Regions from separate parts of the Mus musculus genome. Here region 2 is linked to region 1. Evidence: chromatin loops called from intact Hi-C (ENCODE). Cell type or tissue: heart. All regions are shown on one strand.

Region 1 (8,000 bases):
TCAGTCTGAGCTGAGTCACCCACTCCAGGCACTCCACTCTGCTCCCTATGGATTATGGGACTTCTCTGTCTCCATCACTGCACTACGTTCATAAGCCAAAGCCATAGAAGAAAGACACAACACAGGTACCAGGAATGCTTCTCTGGACACCCTAGAGTAATATAATATATTTACTAATTTTATGTTACTCTTTTGGCTATAAATGAATCAAGACTGTCTTTACTTGTGAGCATCCCTTCCTGAATAACACCAGATTCTGTTTCATTGCCAAGCAGTGTCATTTCCAAACTTATTTATACAAATACATGTCACCTACTAACAAACTAAGTACCAAACCAACAACCAAACAACAACAAAAGACAGCTGTGGTTTATGCTAACTGCAACAAATGAGCAAAAAGCTGTTATGGAGAAAATTTTTATTTACCTTAGTAACATATCTTAAACAGATTTTTCAGGCCAGGTGTATAAAGGAATCTCCTCACTGCCTACTGTATCCTGTGCCAAGAAAACAAACAACAGCAAAGATCTGGTCTGAAGCTGTTTATTATTGATCAACAAAGATGACAGGAAGCTAGCACCAGAATGTAAATAAGCTTTCTCACCAAGAACACTCTTTTTTTCCTACCAGAAGCTTTCACAGAGGAAAAGCACCGTATTACACTGTGGTCCAACTTCCTTATCTCACAGCAATGGCCACTTTGAACAACACTGTTCTCTGATTTTAAAAGCTCTCAGGTGTTACTTTGTTTTTATAATACATCAGTTTTATTGAACTCTTATTATGTACACAGTACTTGCACTAATATATTCAGTCCTCTCAAAACCTTTGTGAAATTTGTCATCATAATCATCGTCATCATCAGTGCCATCATCAACATCCTCTTCCTCCTCCTCCTCTCCCTCCCCCTTCTCTTCCTCCTCCTCCTTCTCTTCCTCCTCCTCCTCCTCCTCCTCCTCCCTTCTCAATGAAAACAACTGCAGCACAGTGTTTCCAGACAGTTGGCAGTGGCCTAGGATGTGATCTAGAGAGTGGGTGATGATTGATGTCTGGGTGATGAATGTATTGACCACTTCATATACGATCTTGAAATGTGAATCCTAACGACAGCTTACTGAGAGAGGCTTTATTGTCTCCATCTCAGAATGGAGGGGCAATGTCCCCAGACTGCGAGTTTCCCAGAGACAGTGAAATAATTTATGCCTGCCTGCTCTCTTTGGTAGCCTTGAAGGACCCTGGGCTGACAGGCATTGTAAAGAATTACTATGGCCTCCGCCTTTGTGAAGTCAGACATATTACCAGTGACCCAAGTACCCGATAGATAAGATGTTTTGCCTTGGGCAAGTGGAGGTTAAAGAGTGTGTCTGTGTGTGCATGCTCGAACATGCACGTTTAGAGGCCAGAGGCTGCCATTGGATAGCTTCTGTAATCATCCTCCAACTCATCTCTCACTAAAGCCAGAACTCACCAACTGACTAGACTGCCTGGGTAGTGAACCCCAGCGATCCTCCTGTTTCTTTCCTCCCCAGTCTTTGGGCTACAGACATGAGCAACCACATCCGTTTGTTTGTTGTTGTTGTTTTCTTTCTTAATGGGTGCTATGGATCAAAATAAGGTCCTTAGGTTTGTGTGTCATGCATTTCACTAAGCTATCTTTCTAGGCCATAATGACTTCTTTTAAAGACATACTCAAACCCTAAGGCTCAGGAGAGGACAAGTCTAGTCACATTGAGTTGTGAATGACTGAATGTCTAGGCACTTCTCTCAATACTGATGTCCACAGAGATCTCCTACAAGATCTGACTTCTGCCTTGGGAGAAAGGTATAGAGAATGTGATCCAGTAAGAGCTTAGACAGCCAGTTCCCACAGATGCCAAGGTAAGGATAGTATGTACAATCTACTTTCCAAACACAGGGTTGAGCATGTTAGAGTCCAGAGTCCAGCAAACACTCAGCTGGTGTTTGCTCCTGTGTTGTTTGGATAATGTAAGGTACTGCCCAGACATGACTGAGTGAGCCTCTGAAAAGCTTCCAAAGATCCCACTGCAGTACTGACTCTGGTAATAGCTGTCCCAGAAATAGGGCTTCCCTTTCAGCATGCATGTCCCAGGAAGAGGCTGCTCCATGACTGATACAGGGACTTAGGTTAGGATGCAAACAGTGTCAGTGCTAACAAAGTGAAAAAGACAGGGATGTCCACTGACTCTGTCCACGGAGTTGGTTGCATAGAAGGAGAAAGAGGTGGGTGGACTCGATAGTTTCAAGCCATGGGACCTATAATAGTGATGGCATGTGGTCTGAGAGATACAAACTGTGGATATTTAAAGGGCTTTGCACTGGGCTTGTTTTGGTAACCACTAGAGCTAACTCAGAATGGTCTCGGATCTTAAAAGGGTTCTAGGGCTTATATCTCACTGCATTCAGTATGGGAAACACCAGAAATACAAAGTTCCAACTTGGAAATTTGGTATAGGAAAAGTACATTTGAACTTCCTGTTTTTTCTCCCTGCCCCCGACCCAAATTACTAAAGTTATATTTGCAGAAGTTTTCTGTGTCAGCCAGCTTGCACAAGGGTGTGGGGAAAATGTTTTAAAAACCAATGTAGCACAGCCAGAGTCGGAGAGAATAATAAATGGTAAGTGCGCACACACTTGTATTACTTTTTTAAAATGAGGGAAGGATAACTGGATGGTACAATTGGGGACCACAGTCCTCACCAAGGTGGGCAGGGGACTGTGATGCCTGATAGCAAGGACATTCAGGAATGTTGGGGAAGGAGCGGAGGGAAGCCGGAGGGAAGCCGGAAACATTTCCAGGCCTGCTAGTGCCTGAAACAGTGAGGAGAGTCATCGAGCAGGCAGAGGAGAGGAGAACCTCCCCCGAGAGAACAGGCTTTGTGCGTCTCTAGAGAGAATGGCCATGGGAGAGCCTCCGGACACAGGCCGATGGGGCTCAGGTGAGGCACATGAGAGAAAAATATCTCAGTTCTGAACGAAAATTGAAGGTTCTGACTAGATCCTCAACCATAAAATGAACCCCTTCATAAAGTGAAATGGGGACAAAGAGCTCTGACACAGGAGTGATAAAGAAAACTGAATATAAGTTAAAGTACAAATCGCAAGAATTGTCTTATTAACTACATGTCTATATTAGTATTGCTTTAAGGAGCTTGTGCTTCAACGACCGTTGGCTTCGGTGTAGAGGGGAGGTCCAGTGTGATTATAGGACCCGGGACTCCCAAGGACTCTGCCATTAGGGTGGCCGGAAGAGAAGGAATAGACTCAGACACACGGCAAACAATGAAACAAGTAAGTCTGGGCATTTTAAAATGCCAAGCAGATCCTAAAATACTATTTGATAGGCCACCATGTTTACAGATAATTAATTAATTAATTAGTTAATTAGTTAATTAATGTGCCTCACTCTCAGAGGTCAGAAGAAAACTTATTAGGAGTCAGTTCTCTTCTTTACCACAGGGACTCTAAGGAACTCAGCTTGGGTCATCAGGCTTCATGGCCAGTCCTGTACTTGCTGGCCACTGTCCTAACCTATCTGGGAGCCAGAAAAATGAAGTCATGGCACATGGACTGTCAGGGCCCAGCAGAAGTGAGCTGGGGCTGCAGTTCTGTTAACCTGCTTAGAGGAACTGGGGCAAGATGACTCCCCAGGCCTTGGGTTTTCTCACTTGCAGAGCTGTCTCCTACTCCTACCAGTTAAGAGTAAGCTAATGTAGGAGTGGCCAGCTCCCTCCCTCTCCCTCCCTCCCTCTCCCTCCCTCCCTCTCATTGCCTCTCCCTCCCTCCCTTCTAAGAGAGAGAGCATTAGCTGTGGATGACAGCTAGCTGTAATTTCTAAACAAAAGTCACATGAAAAAATGGGTGCTCCTGAACAGCGTAACTAAAATGGCTTTAAATAAGGAGAATATTTTTGAAAATAAAATCAGTTGAACACCTTTTACATGCTCTGCACTGATTATTAATTAAAATTACCACTCAAGTTAAAATCTCTAAACCCTGTCACTTTAGTAATGCTTTAAGAACTACCACTGAGATGCTACAACTGCGAATCCAGAGAAGTAACACTATGTATTCTGATCACCATAACAAAAGCCACAGGCTGATTTTACAGAGAACCTGGGTTAGAGGCTCAGTTCCCCTGCCCTGTCTGATGTGCTCAGTTCCCCTGCCCTGTCTGATGTGCTCAGTTCCCCTGCCCTGTCTGATGTGCTCAGTTCCCCTGTCCTGTCTGACCTGCTCAGTTCCCCTGCCCTGTCTGATGTGCTCAGTTCCCCTGTCCTGTCTGACCTGCTCAGTTCCCCTGCCCTGTCTGACCTGCTCAGTTCCCCTGCCCTCTCTGATGTGCTCAGTTCCCCTGCCCTGTCTGATGTACTCAGTTCCCCTGCCCTGTCTGATGTACTCAGTTCCCCTGCCCTGTCTGATGTGCTCAGTATTTGATGCGATGTGATTTTCTCCTTGCCATTTGCCCTCCCCTGAGGGTCGCCATTGACAGTTGATGTGAAAAAGACATTGTGACCATTTTAAAATAAGACCTAGAATTTGCCTTGCTTAAAACATTTTAAAAATCATTCTATAGTAATCCCCACATCAAGTAGAGATTTTCTCCTTTGACATACATAGAAACTGGGTTCTCAGAAACTTAAGTCACTTACCCAGGGTTTTAGTTAAGAACACAGGTATAAGTCACTGGGGGTTTCTGAGTTAAAGTTCTGTGATGCTTCCTAAAGTCATGTGACAAATCAAAAGACTTTTCTTAAAGTATTTCAAGAGTAATTAGAGGGGAATGAATGTTTAATCACACTGAAAACAATTCAGGGAAGAGGAACACAATAGAGAGCTTTAAACATTGTGAAACACTGTAGCAGGGTTCTCAGTCGTCTGAACACACACTCACTTTATGCTTAGAACAGTCTAGTATCGTTACTCTGCCCCAGTCTCCGACATATATAATGGGTGAAGGCAGGGAAAACAGTTGCCACAGTTTTCTAATATGTGAGGGAGGAAAGGAGCATTTGCCATACAAAGTATTAGCCAGAAAAGCTCTCCCGTTTATAGATATTTTGCAGCTTAAATCTTATTGAGATTCAGATGATGATTCTATACTTGGCAAGTTATAACTTTCAGAATAGCAAGTCATAGATTGCTTTTAGAGTTTAGTTATATTTATACTATTGCCCTATATATCTCTAAGCCAACAGATGCACACCAAAGCTGCTCATGGGTATCAAAGATCCAAGTTATAGAAAACAGACACTGTGTCAGCAGTGGTCTGATGTCTAGTCACATAGAGATGGAGGCTCAGTTAGCTGAGGCAAAAGTCTAAAGACATTTACTCTCTACTTTCCTGGCTGGAAAATGGAAGGCCTGATGTTTGTGGGCGGATGATGAACTCAACCCTCACTGCACTAGGCAGCAGAGATACCAAACTAGCCTTCAGGAAGAAAGCCAAGCCTGACAGGGTGGAAGCCACACCCTGCAATAAGACCAAGCTTTCCTAAACTCACCGTCATTTCCTGCACTGCCTGAGGGCTCTTTTAAAACCGCTCAAACTCAATGCACAGGCAGATCATTCGGCAGACACTGGATCAACTGACACGGTCTCTTTGTTAAATGTGCTGCCGCTGCTGCCTCTGGCTCTTCTAACCTAGCAAAGGCCCTGAGACAGGTGCGTGACAGGGCTTCTGCTGCCAACAATTTTGAGTAAAACCTAAGAAAGATGGTGACCAGGCAGTTTTAGGACAAGGCACTCAGGCTACAAAGAGAGAACATGGACTTTGTGGGAGCAGGGATCTTTGCTTTGTGTACTGATGGACTATGTAGAGGTACTTGATAAATGCATGGCAAAAGCAGAGGTCTCCTTGTGGCACCTAATAGCCACATGGGGGACAGCAAGACTTTATTCCACCCAGAATCCTCGATGCTTCCTTGAAGCATGAAAAGTATATGAAAGCCAATATAAGAAGAATCTTATAAGTGTTCATATGAGATTTATGTTCTATGATAGGCATGGTTGGCCCTGCTGTAATTTCAGTACTCAGAAGGTTAAGGCAGTAGGACTGCAAGCTGGAGAATAGCACTGGCAACACAGTGAGCCTCTATCTCAACACACACACACACACCCTACCTCATAAATATAATGTATATTTATGAATAAACATATTTATGTATAGATAGACTCTCATAATAATTTAAGAATTTTTTACTAATAGCCATTACTGTGTTGAAGCTGGTAAACCCCTGGCTCTACTTAGCTTTTATGATTGACAAATGTCCCCATGATACAACTCACAGACCAAATGAAACCCAGGAAGAAGGAAGACCACACCAAAGTGTAGATACTACAATCCTACTCAGCGGGGGAAGAAAATAATCTTGGGAAGTAGAGGGAGAGAGGGAACTGGGAAGAGAGGAGGAGGAGGGTAAAAAGGGGGGAGCTAGGAAAAAGCACAGAGGGTCAGGAATTTGAAAGGAGGTGAGTAGCAGTGGGGGAGGGGGAACTGGGGGCAGTCACTAGTTAGAAAGTCCCAGATGCCAGGGACCCAAGAGGTTCCCAGGACCCAACAGGGAGGACATTAACTAAAATACCTAACAAAGGGGAGAGAGAACCTGTAGAGATCTTATCCACTGGATAGGCACTGCCGCAGGGTGTGGGATGGGGCCACCCACCCACCTCAAAAATATTAATCCAGATTTCCTCCTGTCTAAAGAAAATGCAGGGACAAGGAGTGGAGCAGAGACTGAAGGAAAGGTTATGCAGAGACTGCCCCACCTAGGGATCCATCCCATCTGCAGACACCAAACCCAGACAGTATTGCTGATGCCAAGAAGCCCGTGCTGATAGGTAGGAGCCTGGTATAGCTGTCCCCTGAGAGGCTCTGCCAGAGCCTGACCAATACAGATGTGGATGCTTGCAGTCAAACATCAGCCTGTGCGTGGGGACTCCAATGGAGGAGTTAGGGCAAGGACTGAAGGAGCCGAAGGGTTTGCAGCCCCATAAGAACAACAACATCAACCAACCAGACTCCCCCCCCCCCAAAGCTCCCAGGGACTAAACCACCAATTAGAGAGTACACGGGGGGGGGGGCAAGCATGGCTCCAGCTGGATATATAGCAGAGGATTGCGTTATCTGGCATCAATGAGAGGGGACCCCCTTGATCCTGTGAAGGCTCAATGCCCCAGTGTAGGGGAATGCTAGGATGCTGCAGAAGGAGTGGGTGGGCTGGTGGGGAGCACCCTCGTAGAGGCAGGGGAGGGGGGAGAAGGGATTTGTGGAGGGGAAACTGTAAAGGAGAAAACATTTGAAATGTAAGTAAATAAAATAACCAATAAAAAAGTTTTTAAAAAAGATTGACAAACATCATAGCATCTTACATAACTGGGCACTTCCTTTTGTTGTTCTATAGATCATCTTTAGATAAATTGAACTGACCTGAAGTGAGACTGATGGCATCTTGCTTGACCTCCCACCTATATTTCCACATAGATAAAAGATAGAATTGAGTCATTAGGTCTTACTGCCAAAAAAGCTTCAATATACTAGTGCAATTAAATGTTTTCATCATCGGAGTCTTAATACAGTCTTCAATACAGACTACAGCATTGCGAATTAATAAAATTTAAGTATTGATTACTCTCAGATTACTCTCACTTCTAGAGTTTATGAGGCCTAAAAGACAGTATAAAGTATTAAGTTCTCATTTGCAAAAACACCCTACACACATCGAATTAGATGACTGCACAGTTTCAGCAAGAGAAATCCTGTTTCTCTTGGCTGTCTCTAACTTTTTTTTTAATCCAGCTTTTGGGCCCCTTTTCCTCCTAGAGAATTGCCTCAACCAGCCTTGATACGAAGGGATGTACCTAGTCCCATTGTCATGTGTGGCTGCTATCACAGGAGGCCTGCCCTTTTCTAAAAGAAAATGGAAGAGAGGCAAGGTGGGGGAGGAATGTGAAGAGAGAAGGGACAGGAAACTCTGGTCAG
Region 2 (8,000 bases), 190 kb after region 1:
TAGAGTAAACATTGCTACAACCAAAAGCAAGTTGGAAGGAAGGAAAGGGATTATTCAATTTACACTTCCATATTTCTGTTCATCACTGAAGGAAGTTAAGACAGGTACTCAGAGGAGGAACTTGGAGGCAGGTGCTAATGCAGAGATCACAGACGGGTGCTGCTTACAAGTTCATTTCTCCTGGTTTGCTCAGTCTGCTTTTCATAGAACCCAGGACCAGCCCGGAGATGGGACCACCCTCAGTGGGCTGGGCCTATCCCCATTGATCACTAATTGAGGAAATGCCTTATAGTTGGATCCCACAGAGGCATTTTTTCAATTGAGGCTCCTTCTTCTCTGATCACTCTAGCTTGTGACAAGTTGACAGAAACTCAGTCAATACACAAAATGACAGAATAGTTTTTAGTCATTAATATCTCTCAATATAAATGGACTTATTTTCCCAACAGAAAGACAGGATAACAGATACAGATATAAACAAAATAGTATACATTCTTTTGCTGCATGCAAGAAATATCCTCAACATAAAAGATAGATATTAGAGTAAAGGGTTGGGAAAAGATTTCTTTAAGCAAATGGACCTAAGAAGCAAGCTGGTGTAACTATTCTAATGTCTAACAAAATAGACTTCCAACCAAAATGGGAAACGAGATGGGAAAGGACACTGCATACTCATCAAAGGATAACCCCAAAAAGATAATATCTCAATCCTTAACATCTATGCACTAAATGCAATGGCATCCACATTTGTAAAAGGAATATTACTAAAGCTTAAATCACATATAGAACCTCATACATTAATAGTGGGAGACATCTATACCCTACTCTCACCAATACACATGCCATCTAGGCAAAAACTAAACAGAGAAATAATAGAACTAACAGATGTTGTGAACCAAATGAACCTAGTAAATATCTACAGAATATTTCACCCAAACATAAAAGAACATACTTCCTTCTCATGAAACTTTCTCCAAAATTGACCACGTACTAGGTCATAAAAGCAGTATCAACAGGTTAAAAATATTGAAATAGCCCCTTGTACACTATCATACCATCTTTGATTAAACTTGTATTGCAAAACTAACAGAAATAAGAAAGCATACGAACTTATAGAAACTGAAAAACACTCTACTAATTGACCACTGGGTCAAGGCATAAATAAAGATTAAAGACTTATTAGATCAATGAAAAAAGGCAAAACAAACCCAAACTTATGGTGCACAATGAAAGAGTGCTAAGAGGAAAGTCCATAGTACTCAGCGCCTTCATAAAGAAATTGGAGACATCTCACAATAGCAACTTAAGAAGACACTTGAAAGAAAGAAAGAAAGAAAGAAAGAAAGAAAGAAAGGAAGAAAGGAAGAAAGGAAGAAAGGAAGAAAGGAAGAAAGGAAAGAAGAAGAAGAAGAAGAAGAAGAAGAAGAAGAAGAAGAAGAAGAAGAAGAAGAAGAAGAAGAAAACATACCCAAGAGGAGTAGATGAAAGAAATTAATTAAGCTTAGGGCTGACATCAATTAAATAGAAACAAAGAGAACAATACAAAGAATCAATGGAACAATGAGTTGGTTCTTTGAGAATATCAACAAGATAGAAACCCTTAGCCAAATCACTAAAGCATATTGACATAATATCTAAATTAACAAATAAGAAATTAAAAGGGACATAACAACAAAGAGGAAATCCAAAGGATCATTAAGTCATTCTTCAAAAACCTGAATTCCATAAAATTGAAAAATCCAAAAGACATGTATGATTTTTTCTATATGTAGGACTTACTGAAGTTAAATTGAGATCAGATAAACTACTTAAATAGACTTATAACTCCTAAGGAAATAGAAACAATGATTAAAAGTCCCCAAACCAAAACCAAACCAAACCAAACCAAACCAAACCAAACCAAACCAAACCAAACCAACCAACCAACCAACCAACCAACCAAATAACCCCAGGGCCAGACAGTTTTAGCACAGAATTCTTGCAGCTCTTCAAAGAAAAGCTAATGCAAAAACACCTCAAATAATTCCACAAAGCAGAATTAGAAGAAACATTGCCAAATTCATTCTTATTAGGCCATAGAAAGCCTGATAACCAAGGTACACAAAGATTCAACAAAGAAAGAGAATTACAGACCAATTTTTCTAATGAACACTGACGTGAAAATACTCAATATATACTTACAAATCAAATCTAAGAACACATATAAAAATCATTCACATGATCAAGTAGGCTTCACCCCAGAGATACAGGGATGGGACACCATATGAAAGTCCATTAAGGTAATCCACCATATAAATATGCTAAAAGGAAAAAGCCAACCCACATTATTATCTCATTAGATGATGAAGAGGCCCTTGAAAAGATACAACACCCCTGCATGCTAAAAGTATTGGAGGATCAGGAATATAAGGGACATACATGAACATAATAAAGGCAATTTACAACAAGTTGACATCAAATTAAATGAAGAGAAACTAAAAGCATTCACCTATCTGGGACAAGACAGACTGTCCATCCTCTCCATATCTATTCAATACAGTACTTGAAGTTCTAGCTAAAGCAATAAGACAACTAAAGGAGATCAAGGGGATACAAATTGGAAAGGAAAAAAATTCAAATTATTGCTAATCAAAGATAATATGATCATATACATAGCAACCATCAAAATTGTACCAGGGATAGATAAATACCTTCAGCAAAGTGGCTTGATTCAAGATTAATTAAAAAAAAAACAACAACATACAAATGACAAACAGTCTGAGAAAGAAATCAGAAAAGCAATAACATTCATAATAGTCACAAACACTGTAAAATATCTTTTTTTTTTTTTGTTAGAACAACTCAGCAAAATAAAATTCCGGTTTATTGTTGGACATTGTTTCACACATACATCAAACAGGCCAAAAAAAAAAATAAACAGCAACTTCATAGACAGAAAGAAAAGGAAAAAAAAATCTTTTTATCTTTGGCCTTTTTAACCATCTCATACAAACCAACTACTTATAGTACAGCTAGGTACATACACAAAAGTTACTGGAATGCTCGGAATAAGATTGTTTTTTTGTTGTTGTTTTTGCTTTTTTTTTTACAAGGTTTTTTTTTTTCTCCTTTGAGATTATAATGAACATGGTCACACCACAAGTAAAGTCTGAAGTAGGACAGAAAACGCTCTGAAGGCTGGTTTGGTCACCCGTTATCATTAAAAATGGCTGACCCCTAACAATATGTACAAAAATATAAAATGTAAATAAAAAATACAAACAAATTTTCCTTTTAAAGTATTTTTAAGAAAAAAAGTAGGGCCTGGGAAGTTCTGGTTCTTTTTTCCTCCCATGTTGCCAATTCATGTTGTAGTTTTGGAGGGGTGGTGGAGAGCGCATGTCATATCTGTGGGTGGCATTGCCCGCTGTGGGCGGGCGGGGCCTGCTTCTCTACTCGAAGGTGACCACGTTTAAATTCTGAGACGGGAAGTGGAGGGTGAATAGGTCACGGTGCGTAAGGTTATTTTTCCTTTTGCTGTCTAGTCATCCTCCTCGGTCTTCTGCTTCTTGGTGTCCACATCGTCATCCTCATCATCCTCAGCTACCCGCTTGCCCGTAGGAGCCTCAGCTTCCTCATCTTCATCTCCATCCTCCTCCTCACCGTCACCTTCTTCCTCCTCCTCCTCTTCCTCCCCACCTTCTTCCTCTTCTTCATCTACCTCATTGTCAGCCTCCTGCTCCCCATTTTCCTCATTTTGAGCGTTCTCATTGGCAGGTGCATCTCTTCCATTCTCTGCCTCCTCCACAACTTCCTTCTTCTCCTTCAAGTCCTTGGTCAGGTGATCTCGGAGCTGGTATCCACTGCCGCGTCTGACATGGTGGGGCACGCCGGTGGTCCGATGCCGCGAGTGAGGGAATTAAAGTCGAGTTCGAGGACTCTGGCGAGAGAGCTGCCGGAGTCCGCGCTGGAGGAGGCGGTGGGCGGCGAAGGTGGCTGCAGCGAGCGCGGAGCACGACCCAGGAACAATGCAAAGATGGCTTTTCGGAGCAGCCAGTGGGCACTGTAAAATATCTTGAGGGTAACTCTAACCTAGCAAGTGAAAGACCTCTATGACAAGTCAATCTACATATTCAATATAATTTCCACAAAAATTCCAACATACTTCTTTACAGAGCTTGAAAAACAGTACTCAACTTCATATGGAAAAGCAAAAATCCCAGTATAGCTAAAACAATCCTTTATAGTAAAAGAACTTCTGGATGTATTACCATGCTTGAGCTTCAGCTGTGTTACAGAGCAATAAAACTGCATGGTATTGTCATAAAGACAGATTGATCAAAATAATCAAATTGGTGACCCAGAAATAAACCCCCATACCTATGGACACTTGATTTTTGACAAAGAAGCGAAAACAATACAATGAAGGAAAGAAAGCATCTTCAACAAATGGTGTTGGTAAATGGATGCCTGAATTTAGAAGAATGCAAACAGATCCACATCCATCACCCTGCACAAAACTCAGGTACAAGTGGATCAAAGACCTCAACATGAAACCAGATACACTGAACCTAATAGAAGAGAAAGTGGGGAATTGTTTTTTTATGCATTGGCACAATACACAACTTCCTGAACAGAGCAGCAATAGCGTAGACAATAAGATTGACAATTAATGAGTGGGACCTCATAAAATTGTAAAGCTTCTGTAAGACAAAGGACACCATCAATAGGACAAAATGTCAACCTATAGAATGGAAAAAGATTTTCACCAACTCTACATCTGACAGAGGGATAATTTCCAAAATATATGAAGAACTCAAGAAACTAGTTATCAACAAACCAAATAATCCAATTTAAAATGAAATACAGATCTAAATAGAGAATTCTCAATAGGGGAATCTCAAATGGCCAAGAAACACTTAAAGAAGTGTTCAATATCATTAACCTTCAAGGAAATGCAAATCAAAATTACTCTGAGATCCCATCTTACACCTGTCAGAATGGCTATGATCAAAAACACAAGGTACAGCTCACGCTTGCTGGTAAGGATGTGGAGCAAGGGGAACACTCCTCAATTGCAGGTTGGAGTGCAAATTTATACAGTTTCTATGGAAATTAATATGGTGGTTCTTCAGAAAATTGGGAATTGATCTACCCAGATATACACCTCCTGGGCATATACCCAAAGGCATGTACCCAAACTCTATGTCCCTTAACCAGAGAATAGTTAAAGAAAATGCGGTACATTTACACAGTAGAGTAAATTTACTCAACTGTTTAAAAAATAAGATCGTGAAATTTGGAGACTAATGAATCAAACTAGAAAGCATCATCCTGAATAAGGTAATCTAGACCTAGGAATATAAGAATGGTATTGGACTCACTTATAAGTATATAATAGCTTCAAAGTAAAGGATAATAGTGCTACAATCTAGAGACCCAGAGAGGCTAATTAACAAGAACTGTTCAAGGGAGACACATGAATCTCCCTGGAAAGGGGAAATAAACTAGATTTTAAGGGTTGACTTGGGGAGAGTAGCAATGGGAGCAATAGGGATCAGGTTGGGAGGGTGTGGAGGAAGAGGGTACTAGGAGAGAAAACTGGAATTGTGGAGCATTTCAGAGGCAAGAAAGAAATCTAGTGTAATGGAAACTCCCCAGTATCTATGAGCATAACCCTAGTGAAGACCCCTAGTAGTAGGGGCTATGGAGCCTGATCCAGCCATCTTCTGTAACTAGGCAGGGCTTGAAGTGGAGAGATTGACATACCAACCCAGCCACAACATTTTTGACCTACAATTTGTCCTGCTGGTCCAATATTCTGGGGCAAAGTTGATGCAGAATGTGTGGGAGTAGCTCACCAATGACTGGTCCAACATGAGACCATGCCACAGAGGGCAAGCTCATCCCTGACACTGCCTGGAGGGTCAGAGACCAGAAGCTGGATAACCCAGAGACCTAAGCTAAAACCAAACAGGACTGACAAAAAAGGATACAGTAAAGGAAATGATTCCTACTAATATTCTGCTACATTTATAGACAGGAGCCTGTGTAATCATGTTCAGAGAGGTTTCATTCAGCAACTGATGAGAGCAACTGCAATAACCCACAGAAAAACATTAGGCAGAGCCTGGGGAATACTTTGGAAGAGGGGTAGGAAGGAGTTAAGAAGCTGGACGGTCAAAGGACAGCACAACAAAACCCAGAGATTCAACTAAGCAGCTCTTACAGGGCTCCAAGGAAACTGAAGTGGGGATTGGAGTCTGCATGAGTCTGAACTAGGTCCTCTGCATAGATGCATATATTTTGTGGTTGTGGAACTTGGTGTTCTTGTGGGACTTCTCTACGGTGAAAGTAGGGGATGTCTGTAACTTTTTGCCTGCTTTGGGGGAGCATTTTCCTCTGACTGGGCTGCCTCATCAAGTGTTAATATAAGGGGATGTGCCTAGTCTTAGTGCAGCCTGGTATGCTGTGTTTGGTTGATATCTATGGGAGGCCTGCTCTTTTCTGAAGGGAAATGGAGGAGAAGTGGATCTGTGGGAAAGGGGCAATTTGAATGAGGGAGTGGGAAGAAAGGAAGGAAGGACTGGAAGAAAAGGGGAAGGGAATACTGTGATAGAGATATAATGTATAGGAGGTTAAAAAAGAGAACACATGATGTTGGAAGCATAGCAATAAGAAGTAGTCATGGTAAACTATAATAACCAAGGAGAGAGAGAGAGAGAGAGAGAGAGAGGAAGAGACTGAAGCTTTATTATTATTATTATTTTTATTATTTTATTTTTTATTTTGGTTTTTTGAGACAGGGTTTCTCTGTATAGCCCTGGCTGTCCTGGAACTCACTCTGTAGACCAGGCTAGTCTCGAAATCAGAAATCCGCCTGCCTCTGCCTCCTAAGTGCTGGGATTACAGGCATATGCCACCACCACCCGGCCATGAGACTGAAGTTTTTAACCTCAACATCCATCTCAGTGACTGACACCCTCTACAACCCTTCAACAGTCCTTCCATCTAGGACTCAAATGACCAAGACTGTGGGAGTGTTTCTCATTCAAACCACAACAGTTATCAAAATCAAAAAAGCAAATGATCTGCAGAATTAAATTACTCTGTAGATCAAACTGTAGCTGGATTTGAATATCATAGAAAATCCCTTCTTAACAAATATAGAATATACATTATTTGTAACAGGCCATGCAACCTTGTCTAAAATAGAACTCATTTATAAGACACAAAACAAATCTTAACAAACATGGACAACAACACCTGACCCCATCCCAAACACAGTATTTTCTTGTATCTTATCAAGTCACAATGGGATAATTCAATAGCAAAACTACTAACTACACAGATACCTGTAGACTGGGGGATACAGTCATGTTGATAAGTGAGCTATTGAAAAAAGTAGAGGAAAATTAAAAATGAAAGAAAACCTTCTAGATTCAAACAAAAATATGATCACAACTTCGCCAGAAGCTATGCAATGTGGCTCAGATATTTCTAAGAGGAAAGACCATAGATGTTTGTGGTTACATTGAAAAATAAGAGTGTAGTAGTAATTCGAGCCACACTGTTTTGTTCTCCTGGTAGGTCCTGCACTTCCAGCCACCTGTCCAGGAACTCTTTGGATCCATGAATGAAAGACACACACACACACACACACACACACACACACACACACACACACACACACAGTCTTATAATGAACTGCTGTAATTAGTTTGAAATGCTGGGCAGTTCTAATCCTCTGCCTGCTACCCCAGGCCCAATCAGGGAAGTGGCCTGTAGCTATTAGCCAAATTCTTACATGCTCCTTGGCTCTCTTTCCTGCTGCTCTAAATCTACCAGATCATGGTGATTGTCTGTCTCTCCTCCTTTCTCCTGCACCATAGCCCACAAAAATCTAAGGATCCCAACAAGTCTCCCTTTGCACAACCATTGGCCACTGGCATCTTTATTGATCTATCAAAAACTTTGGGGACAAGGACCTTCAGTGTTTGGGCATGCAGATTCCCAATTAA

Evidence for each region. Hi-C counts contacts between places; a loop is a spot of excess contacts. Peaks named below come from ENCODE experiments on the same cell type or tissue, not always from the same donor. Only the 100,000 strongest peaks of a DNase experiment are listed, where the experiment ranks them.
Region 2: a loop joins it to region 1, with 2.2 times the contacts of the local background. A loop is called at or near these places in 6 of 42 quality-filtered maps.

The regions. Positions count from the first base shown.
Region 1 is chr14:8,610,331-8,618,330 of GRCm38, forward strand. The region is part of intron 4 of Cfap20dc (CFAP20 domain containing); the gene reads right to left. Among named protein-coding and RNA genes, the nearest start is that of Cfap20dc, 52 kb to the right of the region's middle. In heart, no CTCF peak of the experiment used is centred here; no DNase peak of the experiment used is centred here.
Region 2 is chr14:8,796,478-8,804,477 of GRCm38, forward strand. No RefSeq gene overlaps it. Among named protein-coding and RNA genes, the nearest start is that of 4930455B14Rik, 130 kb to the left of the region's middle. In heart, no CTCF peak of the experiment used is centred here; a DNase peak (open chromatin) is centred at 3,914.